Linked DNA regions of Homo sapiens: region 2 is linked to region 1. A link is a contact called in ENCODE Hi-C or POLR2A ChIA-PET data. All regions are on one chromosome and are shown on one strand. The core of a region is the stretch at or near the end of the contact, and the rest is flanking DNA. Distances in the headings are between cores, read along the strand shown. Region 1 has its middle 39 kb from the start of TRA2B. Region 2 overlaps IGF2BP2 (insulin like growth factor 2 mRNA binding protein 2).

Region 1 (4,547 bases), core at 3-2,502:
ATACTGATCAAACTATACAGATCAAAACTGACCTGTCAGGAAATCAAGAAATGGACAGAGGAGCGGTTTGTTATAGCTCAAAATAGCATGGAAAAGAAAATGAAGCTCTACTTAGAATAAGCAAAGGATATGAGAAAATAAAACTCATTCTGAAGGATCCGGCTGTGTTTATGAGCTGCAGTCTTGCTAGTGATTTAAGAGATAGGCTTGTTCTGGAGGATTTACATTAGCAAAAGTTGCAAACCTGAAGTGTAGGATTGTAGATTTAAAAAGAAAATACAAATTTCATGCTGTATACACAGCAGTTCTATGAACAAAGTGGGTTTGTTGTTGTTGTTGTTGTTTTGTTTTTGTTTTCTTTTTGAGATGGAGTCTCGCTCTGTCTCCCAGGCTGGAGTGCAGTGGCACAATATTGGCTCACTGCAACCTCCGCCTCCCGGGTTCAAGCAATTCTCCTGCCTCAGCCTCCTGAGTAGCTGGGATTACAGGCATTCGCCATGTCGCCTGGCTAATTTTTGTATTTTTGGTAGAGTCGGGGTTTTGCCATGTTGGCCAGGCCGGTCCCAAACGCCTGACTTCAAGTGATCGGCCACCTCGGCCTCCCAAAGTGCTGGGATTACAGGTGTGAGACACCGTTCCTGGTCTGAACAGTGTTTCTATCGTTTTAAATTTGGTAAGGCCGGGTGCAGTGGCTCACGCCTGTAATCCCAGCACCCTGGGAGGCCGAGGCGGGCAGATCACCTGAGGTCGGAAGTTAGATACCAGCCTGACCAACATGGAGAAACCCCGTCTACTAAAAATACAAAATTAGCTGAGTGTGGTGGCGGGCACCTGTAATCCCAGCTACTCGGGAGGCTGAAGCAGGAGACTCGCTTGAACCTGGGAGGTGGAGGTTGCAGTGAGCCGGGATCACGCCATTGCACTCCAGCCTGGGCGACAAGAGTGAAACTCCATCTCAAAATAATAATAATAATAAAATAAAAAACGAGGCTCGCTGGAAAGGAATTACAGATGTTTCTGACCCTTGTTAAGGGATTAATCAGATTTACAGAGTTAATGGTGCAGTCTGGATCTGAGGGCTGGAATCAATTTCCCTGAGACACTCACTTCCATCCAGCAGAAAGTAGGAGGGTGTCCAGTGAGTCACTCCCTGACCGGAAACTGCTGACACCAGGCACCAGCAGGTTGCTGACTCAGGCCAAGGGGAGCTCCAAGCCCTCATCACCCTCAGTGCATGAATCTTCACAGCAGCCATTGGAGCAGGGCCAGGCTTACAAATGGCCTTTCATGCCACTTACCAAGAGTGAGTGTTCACTAATTTTTCTGCCCCAGGCAGAGGAATAAATGACAGTGACTTTCTTGGCATTCTCTCCTGAGAGAAGTACAGTGAGTTCAAAATGTAGAGAGTCAGGTAAACTTTGCATTTCTGTACAGGTCCAAGTCTAGAAGTTGTGCAAATATAATCACATGTGTGGGTTTGCCTATTTATTATCACATCATTGAAAACAGCTAGATGAATGAAACATTTATGTGTGAAGTTTAAAGACAGGGAAAACAATACCATATTTGTGGAGACACCTACATATGAAGTAAGGTGATAAAAACAAGCATGAGGATAGTAAATGCAAAGAGAGGCATATATACGGAGCTTCTGCTTGTATTTGTATTGCTTTATTTTGTAGTCTGAGTGATAATGATAAGGGTGTTTCCCATTATTCTGTATACTCTTGTGTGTGCTTATATTTAATATTTAATAATATTTAAACATTTAATACTTTTTTGTCTCAAAAAGTATTTTACCTTTTTCTGAGCTTTATTGGAGTATAATTTACATGCATGGCTGGGCGTGGTGGCTCACACCTGTAATCCCAACACTTTGGGAGGCCAAGGCGGGTGGATCACATGAGGTCAGGAGTTTGAGACCAGCCTGGCCAACATGGTGAAACCCTGTCTCTACTAAAAATACAAAAATTAGCCGGATGTTAAATTAGCCAGATGTGGTGATGCGCACCTGTAATCCCAGCTACTCAAGAGGCTGAGCATGAAAATCGCTTGAATCTGGGAGGCAGAGGTTGCAATGAGCCGAGATTGCGCCACTGCACTCTAGCCTATGTGACAGAGCAAGATTTCACCTCAAAAAATAAATAAATAAATAAATAAAATAAAATAAACATCTACATGCAAAAAAAGTACCCTTATTACACAATTCAATGAGTTCTGACAAGTGTATAGTCACATAACTACCTCTGAAACTCATGATTTAGAATATTTTCATCACTCTCCAAAATTAAAAATATGAAAGCTGAAAGGCAAGTATTTACACTTCAAGCCATGACAGAAACTGATACTCAACCAGCTCTCCCTCAGTAAACAGCTATAAAGCTGGACAAAATACATGAAATAACTGTTGTACCTCAGGCAACACAGCACCATGATTCTTCAGCAAAGGGAACAAACAAAACGAGCCCGCATGCCATGGCTTTCTCTCTGGAGCCAATTTCTGGACTGTGGTGTCTGAGGGGTAGCCCAACCAGAGGACAAAAGTCTCCCTGACTTAAGAACACGGAAATCAGAGTTCAGGACTACCTTGTGTCTGGAATGTGTAGGGCAGATTACCAAAGAGAAAGAACCAATGCCAAGGAGGACCTCCAAAAATCTGCGTCGGGACCCTGTTGAGTCTTCGTCTAAATACTAAACTATGCATGCACAGAACAAGTCTCCAAGAGGCTGGGCAATGAACAATTACCAGAGAAATAACAACTATCATTTAGCTGAGAGCTAAATAACTACCGAATCTCATACAGGTCTGAAAGATGTTCAAGTTTCAACCAGCCAGAGTGGAAATACTTTATAAAAAATGAGACCACAGCAGACATCTCAGAAAGACCCCATCTTAGGAGAAAGACTAATCTAGCCCTAGAGTTAAAGGTTTCTCTAGACCCACCCTAACAAAGCTAAAAAATAAGTTTCAAAAGTATTAAGCTAATTCCCAAGTAAATTAAGTCCCTGAAAAAGAAAATCTAAAAATCTATCAAGGAAGTTAAAAAAAATTTGGACACTCAACAATTTAGCATCCATAATGTCTAGCATATAATTTAAAAATTACTAGATACAGAAAGAAGCAGGAAAGTATGATCTATAATGAGGAAGAAAGTTAGTAAATAGAAATACACCCCAACATGATGGAAATGATGTTATTATCAACAAGGACTTTAAACCTGCATTATAAACACATTAAACTATTTTAAGGAAAAGATGAACACAATGAGAGAACAATTGGGAAATGTCAATAGAAAGACGGAAAATGCAGAAAAGAATCAAACAAAAATTTTAGAATCTAAAAATAAAATATACGAATGAAAAATTTAAGTGGATAGGTTTGTTGTTGTTGTTTGTTTGAGACGGAGTCTTGCTGCTCTGTCACCCAGGCTGGAGTGTAGTGGCATGATCTTGGCTCACTGCAACCTCTGCCTCCCGGGTTCAAGCGATTCTCGTGCCTCAGCCTCCCAAATAGCTGGGCCTACAGGTGTGCATCACCATGCCCAGCTAATTTTTAGTATTTTTAGTAAAGACGGGGTTTCGCCATGATGGCCAGGCTGGTCTCAAACTCCTGGCCTCAAGTGATGCACCCAGCTTGCCCTTCCAAAGTGCTGGGATTACAGGTGTGAGCCACTATGCCCGACCTGAACAGGTTTTTTTTAATTATTATTATTTAATTAGAGACAAGATCTCACTCTATCACCCAGACTGCAGTGCAGTGGCGTGATCATGACTTACTGTAGCCCTGAACTCCTTGGCTCAAGTGATCCTCCCACCACAGCCTCCCCAGCAGTTAGGACTACAGGCACATGCCACCACACCCAGCTAATGGTTTTGTTGTTGTTGTTTCACTTTTTATAGGGATAGGGTCTTGCTGTGTTGTCTAGGCTGGTCTTGAACTTCTGGCCTCAAGTGATTCTCATGCCTCAGCATCCCAAAGTCCTGGGATGACAGGTGTGAGCCACTGTGCCTGGCCTTGATAGGCTTAACAGCAGACTAGACACACAGAAGAAAGATCAGTGAATTTGAACACATGACAATAGAAACTATCCCAACTGAATCACATCAAGAAAAAAAAAGTCCAGAAAACTGTTGTCAAATTATCAGCAATCTATTGGACGATATCAGGCCATCTACTAGGTGTGAAGTTTAAGTACCAGGAAGAGAGGTGAGAGATACTCAAGCAGAAAAAATATCTGAATAATATTTAAAATATAGCATGTGAATAATTGTCAAAATGGTTTCAGAATTTTGAAAATATAAGCCCACAGATCCAAGAAGCTCCGAGAACCCCAGGAATGATAAAAATCAAAGAAACATGCCAAGGAACATCAGAATTAAATGTCTCAAAACCAAACCAACCAAAAACAAACAAACAAACAAACAAAAAAACAAACTTAAAACCAACCAGAAAAGTCCAGTGGTTGACGTCTGTAATCGCGGCATTCCGGGAGGCCAAGGCAGACAGATCACTTGAGGTCAGGAGTTTGAGACCAGCCTGGGCAACG
Region 2 (4,476 bases), core at 1,910-4,409, 210 kb after region 1:
CTTATGGAATTGTTGATTTTTGTATCTTCCTAAGACTGTAGCATGATGTAATAAAGCAAGCTCGGGACTTGAAAACAAAGACTTACGTTCAAGTTGTAGCACTTTAAATGGTTTTGTGATCTTGGAAAAGATGTTAACCTCTCTGAGCATCAGTTGCCTCTTCTATAAAAAGAGGGTTCTGGCTGGGCACCCTCTGTATTACAGAGACTCATCCCTGTAATCCCAGCACTTTGGGAGGCTGAAGCAGGGGGATCATCTGAGGTCAGGAGTTCGAGACCAGCCTGGCTAACATGGTGAAACCCTGTCTCTACTAAAAATACAAAAATCAGCCAGTTGTGGTGGCTCACGCCTGTAATCCCAGCTACTCTGGAGGCTGAGGCAGGAGAATCACTTGAACCCAGGAGGCGGAGGTTGCAGTGAGCCGAGATGGCGCCACTGCACTCCAGCCTGGGCAACAGAGTGAAACTCCATCTCTAAATAAATAAATAAATAGAGGGTTCCTGTCTGTTTTGCCAGGATTATTATGACAATTAGCACAATCAGGGAGATTGAGTGAAATAATTAATATGAAAGTACTTAAATTGCAAAGCACCCAATTACTGACACATAATAATTATTTACATGGGCTGGTACACTTTATTCAGGTCATTCAGTGGGTGTCTTGTAACCTGAAAGAGAAATGCTATTTTCTTCAGAATGTCTTATTTATCCCCAAATAATAGACACTGATATGGATGAGTCTGGAGTGCCACATCTTAGAAGTGAGGAAATAGAGAGGGAAGTTACTGTTTGGTATCCTTTTATTTTAAAATCAGCCCTGGCTTTTCCTCCAAGTTCACTGCGAAAGTGACTTTTATTTGTGTCTTTTTGTGCAAAAATTGTGTAAGGTGGCTTGAAAAAAAAATGTAACAAGTTTAAATAGAAGTGGGGTTAGCTCTCAAAGTGTGTGCCCATTTTTTAGACGTCAACCAAAGACTTGGCTCTAGGCTTTCTAACAACCAAAGTAAAAAGGATATAATCAGTTATGTAATTTTGAAAGTTAACAAAAACAGGTAGGACCACAACTACCCAAAGAAGTCTGATAAAGTCATCAAGCTTTTGAGCCATTAGTCTTAATGGCAGGCTGCCAATGGAAAGGAAACCAAAAACTTAGGCAGAGAGAGGGCATGCCTCTGTTTTCTATCCACACTCAAATATATAAAGCTTGCTTGAATTTGGTGTTCGGATTTGGATTAACATATGGCTTTTAAAAGCTGCAATCAGTTCAGAGACCGGCACTGTGCCAATGTGCAGTATTATCCTTCTCACTTTACTCTTCACTTCTGCAGTCATTTGAAAGACTACACAAAATACTTCATTTACCAAACTGGCTTCATTACTGAGTTGGCTTAGTGCCTTTGTCCTACAGCACTCCTGTAAGAACCGTTCCCTTCTAAATGAAGCTGCAAATAATTAAAATTTGGCACAAGACCCCCTGCACTGCTTGCCTCCTTCTTGGAGAATGGCACTGATTGCAAACGTGCTGATGACGCCTCCTTGTCTGTCTGTGTCCTTGCTGTACATGGGTTGGTGTGACGCTTTCTTGGGGCTAGGGTCCTATCCAGATGACCTTGTAATCATGGCTCCTGATTCTTTTCCTACAGGGTAGATATCCATAGAAAAGAGAACTCTGGAGCTGCAGAGAAGCCTGTCACCATCCATGCCACCCCAGAGGGGACTTCTGAAGCATGCCGCATGATTCTTGAAATCATGCAGAAAGAGGCAGATGAGACCAAACTGTAAGTTTGCATGCAATGCCCAGATCACTCAACAGAGAAAAAGAGTAGATTCTCCCTCATTTAACCCAAGAGGTTTTTTTTAAAAACTCCAAATCTGTTACTCAGTAACAGAGGCAGGGAGGGATTGTGTTTAAGAAATTTGTTCCCAAGTAGAATACAGTGGGAAGTAGATCTTTTGCATTTACATATGGCTGTCTCTTCACTTGCATGTCTCTCGGTGATTTTGATGCTTCTATCACCCATTGATAGTAATTATTGGGAGGAACATACAGACTCATGCTGTCCAATAGAACTTTCTGCAATGATAGAAATGTTCTATATCTGCACTGTTCAATAGCCACATGTTGCTATTGAGTATTTGAAATGTGGCTAGTACAGTGGAAGAACTGAGTGTTTTATTTTTTTACTCAGAGTTTGGTAGCCATGTGTATAGCTAATGCCCATTGAATTGGACAGTGCAAGTGTAGAAAGTATGTTGTCACCAAAGCTATCATTTATTGTCCTGGAAAAGATTTCTCCCACCATGCTTCTAAATTGTTTGCACTCTTAACATTGGATTACATTTCCTTAAGTAGTAGAAACTAGTTTACACATGGCTGCTTTATTCTTCTTCCACTTTTTTCTTCTATCTGTCCTTCCTCCTCACTACCCCCCTCTCCTTTTTTTTTTTTTAAGACAGAGTCTCACTCTGTTGCCCTAGGCTGGAGTGCAGTAGTGCAATCTTGTCTCACGGCAACCTCCGCCTCTTGGGTTCAAGTGATTCTCCTGCCTCAGCCTCCCGAATAGCTGGGATTACAGGCGTGCGCCACCATGCCCAGCTAATTTTTGTACTTTTAGAAGAGACAAGGTTTCACCATGTTGGCCAGGCTAGTCTCGAACTCCTGACTTCAAATGATCTGCCCACCTCGTCCTCCCAAAGTGCTGGGATTACAGGCATGAGCCACCATGTCCAGCCCTTTCCCCTTATTTTATGAAGTAATTATAGGATTCCACAGTGTAATGAGGGTTGTCCCAGTTTGAATGACAAATACAGTTCTTACCAAACAAATTAACTTTGTATTATAAATGAATGAGTGGTGATGGAATAGATAATACAATAAAAATAGACTTTCATGCTGGGTGCAGTGGCTCATACCTATAATCTCAGTGCTTTGGGAGGCCAAGGTAGGAAGATCGCCGGAGGCTAGGAGTTTGAGACCAGGCTGGGCAACATAGTGAGACCTCCATCTCTACAAAAAATTTAAAAAATTAGTTAGACATGGTGGTGTATACCTGTAGTCTCGGCTACTCAGGAGGCTGAGGCAGAATTGCTTGAGCCTAAGAATTTGAGCAATGAGCTATGATTGCATCACCACACTCCAGCTTGGGTGACAGAGCACCACCCTGTCCCTAAAAAAAGAAAAAGTAGATTTTCAGTTTGGCAAAATCTGTTTGTGGGTAGCGGTGGCAGTTTTATAGAGAAGTAGTGAGGGGTGAATCAAATAATGTCAAACATGAGTGTTCCAAAACCAAGATGAAAATGGTCCTTAAAAGAAGAACATTACAAATCTATTCTTAGATTTCATAAGAGACTCTATCCTTTCTATTATGAATTATTTATTCTACTTGGGCTTTTGAAATCCCCCAAATGCCACAGTTTAATTTGAAAAAGACATTTCTCATCCAAGTTCCTGGGAACTTAGTAAATAATACTTTTCTGGATTCCTTTTTTTTTTTTGAGACGGAGTTTCACTCTTGTCGAGTACAATGGCATGATCTTGGCTCACTGCAACCTCCCGTCTCCCGGGTTCAAGCAATTCTCCTGCCTCAGCCTCCCGAGCAGCTGGAATTACAGGTGCCTGCCACCACATCTGGCTAATTTTTGTAATTTTAGTAGAGACAGGGTTTAACCACGTTGCCCAGGCTGGTCTCGAACTCCTGACCTCAGGTGATCCACCCGCCTTGGCCTCCCAATGTGCTGGGATTACAGGTGTGAGCCACTGCGCCCAGCCACCTTCCTTGATTCTTCAACCTAGGTGCAAACAACTTAATAAAATTCTAAATTAGTCAAAAAGACTAATTTACAACTTGGGCTTTTATGTTTTCATGTAGAGCCAAGATAGAGTTTGAATATCTTAGAAAAAAAATTTTTCAGTGCCTACACTGTGCTAATCACTGCTGGAGGTTGAGGCTACAACCATGAGCAGGACTTGGTTCCTGCTTTTTTTTTTTTCCTTCCCCACATACCATTTTTTCACCCATTGGTTCCTGCTTTGATGGAGCAGTCCAGTGGGAGAGACACTCATTAAACAAATAATGAGTAATTACACCAATAAGTAATTAAGTGCAGCTATAAGAAATGCTACAGTGAGGCTGGATGTGGTGACTCACGCCTGTAATCCCAGCACTTTGGGAGGCTGAAGCGGGCGGATCACTTGAGGCCAGGAGTTCGAGACCAGCCTGTCCAACATATAGTGAAACCCTGTCTCTACTAAAAATACAAAAATTAGCTGGGCGTGGTGGCACACGCCTGAAGTCCCAGCTACTTGGGAAGCTGAGGCAGGGGAATCTCTTGAACCTGGGAGGTGGAGGTTGCAGTGAGCCGAGATCGCGCCACTGCACTCCAGCCTGGGCGACAGAGCGAGACTCCATTTCAAAACAAGAAAAGAAAAAAAAAAAAGAAATTCTACAGTGGAAAAATGTAGTATCCAATGATGAC

What was found. A loop is a pair of places that touch in the nucleus more often than their neighbours do. ChIA-PET counts read pairs that join two places held with the same protein, here RNA polymerase II (POLR2A). Pooled maps may share reads with other maps.
Region 2: a map of HepG2 shows a loop between it and region 1 (2.2-fold over the local background). The contact joins two enhancer-like sites. A Hi-C loop is called at or near these places in 4 of 168 maps with a recorded cell type or tissue (HepG2, MCF 10A and mammary epithelial cell), 1 of 37 single-sample maps with no recorded cell type and 2 of 50 pooled maps. POLR2A ChIA-PET finds 5 or more read pairs at or near these places in 3 of 52 experiments (OCI-LY7, PC-9 and WTC11).

What each region holds. Positions count from the first base shown.
Region 1 is chr3:185,897,081-185,901,627 of GRCh38, reverse strand. No RefSeq gene overlaps it. Among named protein-coding and RNA genes, the nearest start is that of TRA2B, 39 kb to the left of the region's middle. RefSeq lists an enhancer at 1,033-1,327. Within about 2 kb of position 1,252, at least 2 of the 41 ENCODE cell types and tissues checked have a DNase peak (open chromatin) inside an H3K27ac peak, as active enhancers do.
Region 2 is chr3:185,684,359-185,688,834 of GRCh38, reverse strand. It overlaps IGF2BP2 (insulin like growth factor 2 mRNA binding protein 2), which reads left to right. Exons shown (of 16, transcript NM_006548.6): 7 at 1,644-1,778. Among named protein-coding and RNA genes, the nearest start is that of IGF2BP2-AS1, 27 kb to the left of the region's middle. RefSeq lists an enhancer at 1-366. Within about 2 kb of position 3,159, at least 2 of the 41 ENCODE cell types and tissues checked have a DNase peak (open chromatin) inside an H3K27ac peak, as active enhancers do.